Regions from separate parts of the Homo sapiens genome. Here region 2 is linked to region 1. A link is a loop called in an ENCODE intact Hi-C map of the cell type or tissue named here. Cell type or tissue: GM12878. All regions are shown on one strand. Links, peaks and the distances in the headings refer to the core of each region. The heading gives the core; the rest is flanking DNA. Region 1 overlaps P2RX3 (purinergic receptor P2X 3). Region 2 overlaps LOC105369313 (a long non-coding RNA gene).

Region 1 (2,813 bases), core at 271-2,770:
TTGTGCATGCCTGTAGTCCCAGCTACTCAGGAGGCTGAGGCACGAGAATCACTTGAGCCCGGGAGGCAGAGGTTGCAGTGAGCCGAGATGGCGCCAGTGCCTGGGTAACAGAGTGACACTCTGTCTCAAATAATAATAATAAATAGTATTTATTTATCAAAAATTTAAACTTAAATTAGAATAAAAAGAAAAAAAGATTCCAGTGAGCAAAGGAAGACCCATGATGGGGATAACACCAAACCCTCTCACTGAAAACCGAACGAAGAGCCACTTGCAAATATCCGCTGGGGTTTGCAGTAAATAGGATTGTGGTGTCCAAACTATAAGTGGCTGGGACCCCCGGTACGTTCTGGGAGCTGCTGCTGTTTGCATGTTCCAACAGTAGGTGACCCCAGAGATCATTCAGTCCAGCCTCCACCTGAGGAAGGGGCCTCCTCTCAGCACACCTGCCAGGTGAGCAACATGCTGTCCTGGAGTCTTCCCAGACGTGTGGCACGCGTGTGGTGACTTTCCGCAGCAGGCGGTTCTGGGATTGAAGTCCTCGCCCACCTCCTTATAGAATCCTCAGGTCAGCCCAGCTCCTGGCTCTGCAGCTTCCCAGCCTCTAACTCCTACGGCTTTGTCTTCTCTGGGCTACACAGTCTCAAATTCCTTCCACTCACCTTCATCTGGTGTGGTTTTCCAACCTCGTGCCACCCTGGTTAGAAGCAGAAAATGCCCTCACCCAGCATTTCCAAAAGTGTGCTCCTCTGTTCCATGAGACGTCACCAGTATTTCTCCAAGACTGGCTTCTGTGGTCAAATAAGATTGGGAGACAGTGAGGTTAACAAAATGTAACAGATGTATTTGTTTGTTTACATCGTATGTTTCTCGGGGAGGGAGGAGGGTTGCATGGCATTTTCTAAACGTATTTGATGAGGTTTTCTCATCTGTCGAATGGGAATGGTGGCAGCATCTACCTCCCAGTGTGCCATCAGGAATAAAGGCAATCTTGCCAAAGGCTGGAAGTGTGGGATTAAGTGAGGCTGAGCGGGGACTTCAGCCTTGAGGGCTGTGATTGGCGATTTCAAATGGAAAGGCAGGCACTTTATAGGAAAGCAGAGGCACGAGTTGCCAGCAGGTATTTGCAGGCCCTTTTGCTCGAGGCCAGGAAAGTCTGAGAAGGAAGATAGGGATGGAAAAAGGGAAGGCCTCATCCACGTGGTCCCATTATGGCTTAAAGCTGTAGGAAGGCGCCAGTACAGGTAAATGACCACTGGGTGGCAGCACAATCCAGGGAATAAGATCAGACTCTTCCCTCCCTCCTCCCCCAGCCCCCCCACCTTCAACCGAGCTCCTTTACCTGCCAGGTAAAAGCTCAGCCGCTGTCCCCCGCTTCCTCCTCTGTTCTCATCTGACACCTGGGCAGATAGATTCTGCCAAGCACCGAGCTCCCAAGGACCTTTATTGATTTGTTTACTGAGCTACTTTGTGTTGGACACTTAGGGTACAGCCGTGGGCCAAGGCTGGAATGCATGGGAGCAGAGGCCTGGGATCCTCTGTCCTTCTGTCTCCTGGGTGCCTGCCAGAGAAGTGGCCCCCATCAGCAGCATGGAATGACTTTGAGCCATGCATTCTCAATGGGGCCATATGGCCCCCAAGGAGGTGAAAATTGGTTCTCACTCTTTTTATGCATAAAGCACAAATTTGCATACAGTACATAAACAGATATCTGTGATATCAAAGTTTCATGGAGGGGGGGACCACTAGGGGAGAAAATGTCTAGAAAGGCACCTGAGGGGCAGTAATGGGACAAAAGGTGGAGAAACGCTATTCTAAGTCAACCAAGGGCTCACTCTAGGTCTCACGCCTCTGGAAGGAACCATCCGCACACCCTGCCAGGCATGGCCAAGTGTTGGCAGGAAGGTGACCTCTCCCAGCTTCTGTCTGCTGGGTCTATGGACTCCTCTCTTTCTCTTCATTTATGCTCTCCTGCCCCAGGTGGGTTTTCTTGCACGAGAAGGCTTACCAGGTACGGGACACAGCCATTGAGTCCTCGGTGGTAACCAAGGTGAAGGGCTCCGGACTCTACGCCAACAGAGTCATGGATGTGTCTGATTACGTGACGCCACCTCAGGTATGGTACCCCTACCCAGAGAGGCATGTGGATGTCCAGACACTGGGCAGGTTGGAAGGGAGAAAGCGAGCAAAGAGTGCCAATGGGATTCCCAAACTAGAATCCATGATGTCACTGATCCAGAGGACCTCTCCCCCAGCAGCTGAGAGCTGTGTGAGAGCTTGGGCCTGCGGTGCTGGGCATCAGGAAAGCTGGGTTCCTCTCCAGGCTCTGCCACAACTTGTAATGCAATCAAGGACAACACACATGGGAGAAGGGGGCCATGTGGGTGGCTGCAAAGAGCCAGCTCTGCCCCTCACCAGCCCTGTGACCTTGGCCAAGTCACTAGACACAAGCCTTGCTTTCCTCATCTGTAGAGTGGGGATAATCAGTTATAGTCCCTGTCTCACTGATTGGGACTGTTGGATGTTTTTCTCTCCCTTCTTCTCCTCCCAAGGGCACCTCGGTCTTTGTCATCATCACCAAGATGATTGTTACTGAAAATCAGATGCAAGGATTCTGCCCAGAGGTGAGGGGAGGACAGAGGTTGGGTGAAGCAGGTCAAGGCTGAAAATGTTGGTGGGAGTGGGAGCAGTGGCAGGGAGGTATGAGCAGAGGCCCCAAGTCTGACCTTGCAACTGGGACCTGGGACCTCCACCCTCCTGAGGCTGTTGGTTATGGGGAGGTCGAGGGAGTCGCGGAGCTCACCAGGCCAGGA
Region 2 (2,813 bases), core at 2-2,501, 1.2 Mb after region 1:
TTACTGTTTTCCAGAAAGTTTAAAATACACACACACACATATGTGTATATATATAGACACATAAATATGCACACACATGTGTATATGCATATGTATATACAATAACTTTTTTTCCTAATTAAATATGCTACAAATATCTTATCCCTCCCCCCACACATTTTGTGAAATAATCACAGGCTAACAACTGAGAAATTCCATGTTATGAACAGGAGGGAGAATTCTCAGGCTTGGATCTAGATACCTGATAGGTGAGATCCTACAGAAATTTTTCTGTAAAAGCATGATTTCTCTATAGAGATGCAATTATTCTCAAAGGCCCAGTCTCTTCACCTTGTTTGATGACAACAAGTTTCAATTGCCTGTAAAAGTAACGGACTGAGGCATTAGTGGTTGACCCTCTTCTAATCTGAATGACCAACTTTCCTACAAGCTCCTGCCAACATGCCATGTGCAATCCCACCTCCATACCCGAGTTCAGATGGTTGCTTAGGAACTCCCCATTCAGCTCTGCTTATGTTATTACCAACAGCAACACTATAGTTCAAAAGAGGGTAGCAATTCTGAAGATGCTTTCTCACCCACTATCTCATTTAGCCTGCAAAACGCCCTAAGGAAGGTATGGCTGGTGCTATTGTCTTCACTTTGATGATAAGAAAATTGGCTCAGAGATACGTGGCTTATACCAGCTTCACCACTGGCAATTGGTAGAGTTTTGACTAGAAAGTAAGGTTGGAATCTTGGAATTCTGGGTTCCATCTACATTATTCCTTCAGAGCTTGGCTCACATCCCACATCCTCTGAGGATCTTCCCCTGCCCATAGGATTCTTTCTTGTCCCTGATGAGTTCTAATTATTATTTTCTAGACTATTCATTTGATAATGGCCACAAATGTCTTTGAACTATCATCTACCTAGACGTATGTCCTCTGTTCCACCACGTTATTTGTAAGTTGCTCCTGAAGCAGGAACAATATTGAATATCAACTGGTTTCTTCATCAACTTCACACCATGCCTTTTCTGCAGCTTGTGTCTAGTTAACATTGGCTGAGGCTGGGCTATCACTGTCGGCTGCGGCACTCAAAGAGCCAACTCTATCAAGACTGAAAACAAATATGCCCTGATCCATTCATGCTCTGTGGAATACTGGGAAAATTCCTGCTGGTAGTTACTGAACATTGAGTCATTAACCTTAAGGTGCATTACATCAGTAAACATATATGCAGGGGGCTTTACTTTGTGGAAGTAGGAATTACATCTTACAGTCTTATTTGTATTCTTCAGAGTGCCTTCCACATGGCAAGGACTCATTATGGAAGAGTGTAAGTGAGTTACACATTAAGTAAGACCTCCATTGAAATTTACTAACGTACTTGGTGACTTATTTTTTCAGAGTCTTGGTCAGGGAAGGCAAAAACTCAGTTTCACACCTCGGTTCCTCTTTTTAACAGTAGACAGGTAAGTTAACTTCTCAAAGCTTTGGTTTCCTCCACTGCAAAACTGAAGCACAAATAACTATATCATGGTGAATAAATGAAGGTAAAAGTATAAAATTTCTTTTTATACCACAAGTACTTTATAAAATATAAAAAAGGGTCAAACAAGATTTGGTTCTTTGTGAGTTTAAGCAAGTTAAACTGTAAAAATCGGGGTTTTTAATTGTGAAATGAGAGGATTGGTTTAGATTAGTTTTAAATTCTTTCAGCTTTTGGCTAAAGAGTCTATGACTCCGCAATTCCAGCTTCAATTGCCAAGGAATTTAATATTTTAATTTTCCACTCCCAATACATAAACCTCAACAAATGCTTTAATGCACAAAGGGAACATCCTATTTAGAATAATTCAATCATAATCCATTTTTGAAAGAATAATCTATCCTGATATAAATAACTGCCCTGATTTATGAATTTTCACATTCTTTTTTGAACATTTCAGGTAGGAAGTCCCTGTGCCTTTATTGCACTGCATTGAGCGGCAGGCCCTACGCACAAGGTCTCTCATTCATCAGACAATTCCTGCAGGGAGCAAGTGGGTGTTGTTATTAACCAAATGGGCATTTAGTCTCCATTTGACAGATTTCCTATGTGGAAGGGAAGAGCTCCTTGCAGTAACGTATACTCTGTGAATTGATGTCTTGCTGGCGACAGGACATCTCCTTCTGAGTAGTTTCTATAAATGAATACCCGTGTAATGTCAGCTTGAAATATGTCTGCTGTAGAGCTGGGAACTTGGAGGGCAGGAAGTTAAACAAGGAATGAAAATAAAAGCTAGGATTTGGATGGGACGAGCTTCACCTATCAGTCCTTGGACTTCCTATTTTTGCTCAGGCAGCTCAAGAGCCAAAATAAGAAGTCCAGGGAGAGCTAAGTGAAGAAAGAGCTAGTATAGAAATCTCAATGGTATGAAATACACATTCATTATGATGGGCACATTCACATACTTAATTTCATATTACCCTCACACTTTATCCTGTATATTGGGTTCAGTAAGACTAAATGACTTTCTTGAGGTCACACAATTGATAAGAACAGTTAGAATTTTCATCCAGCTTTTGATAGTACTCTTTTATACCTATTTACAGTCAGATAGAACACTTGTTTGAGGTGATTTCAACATAAAATATAAATATGTAGACATTGAGCCCTTAAATCTCAGGAGGCCCACATTTTCCTGCCTAAACTGAGGTATAGAGGCATAACAAAATATGTCCATAAGAATGATAAAATGGACTTTGGGGTCTCGATGGGGGAAGGTTGGGAGGGAGGTGAGGAATAAAAGACTATATATTGGGCACACTGCTCGGGTGATGGGCACA

Evidence for each region. A loop is a pair of places that touch in the nucleus more often than their neighbours do. Peaks named below come from ENCODE experiments on the same cell type or tissue, not always from the same donor. Only the 100,000 strongest peaks of a DNase experiment are listed, where the experiment ranks them.
Region 2: it touches region 1 in a loop (4-fold over the local background); 14 of 110 quality-filtered maps call a loop at or near these places.

Annotation. Positions count from the first base shown.
Region 1 is chr11:57,344,564-57,347,376 of GRCh38, forward strand. P2RX3 (purinergic receptor P2X 3) reads left to right here. Exons shown (of 12, transcript NM_002559.5): 2 at 1,981-2,116; 3 at 2,553-2,624. Among named protein-coding and RNA genes, the nearest start is that of P2RX3, 7.6 kb to the left of the region's middle. In GM12878, for the core only: a CTCF peak has its summit at 1,251 (motif pointing right); a DNase peak (open chromatin) is centred at 1,270.
Region 2 is chr11:58,502,319-58,505,131 of GRCh38, forward strand. The region is part of intron 3 of LOC105369313 (a long non-coding RNA gene); the gene reads right to left. Among named protein-coding and RNA genes, the nearest start is that of OR5B21, 4.4 kb to the right of the region's middle. In GM12878, for the core only: no CTCF peak of the experiment used is centred there; a DNase peak (open chromatin) is centred at 1,403.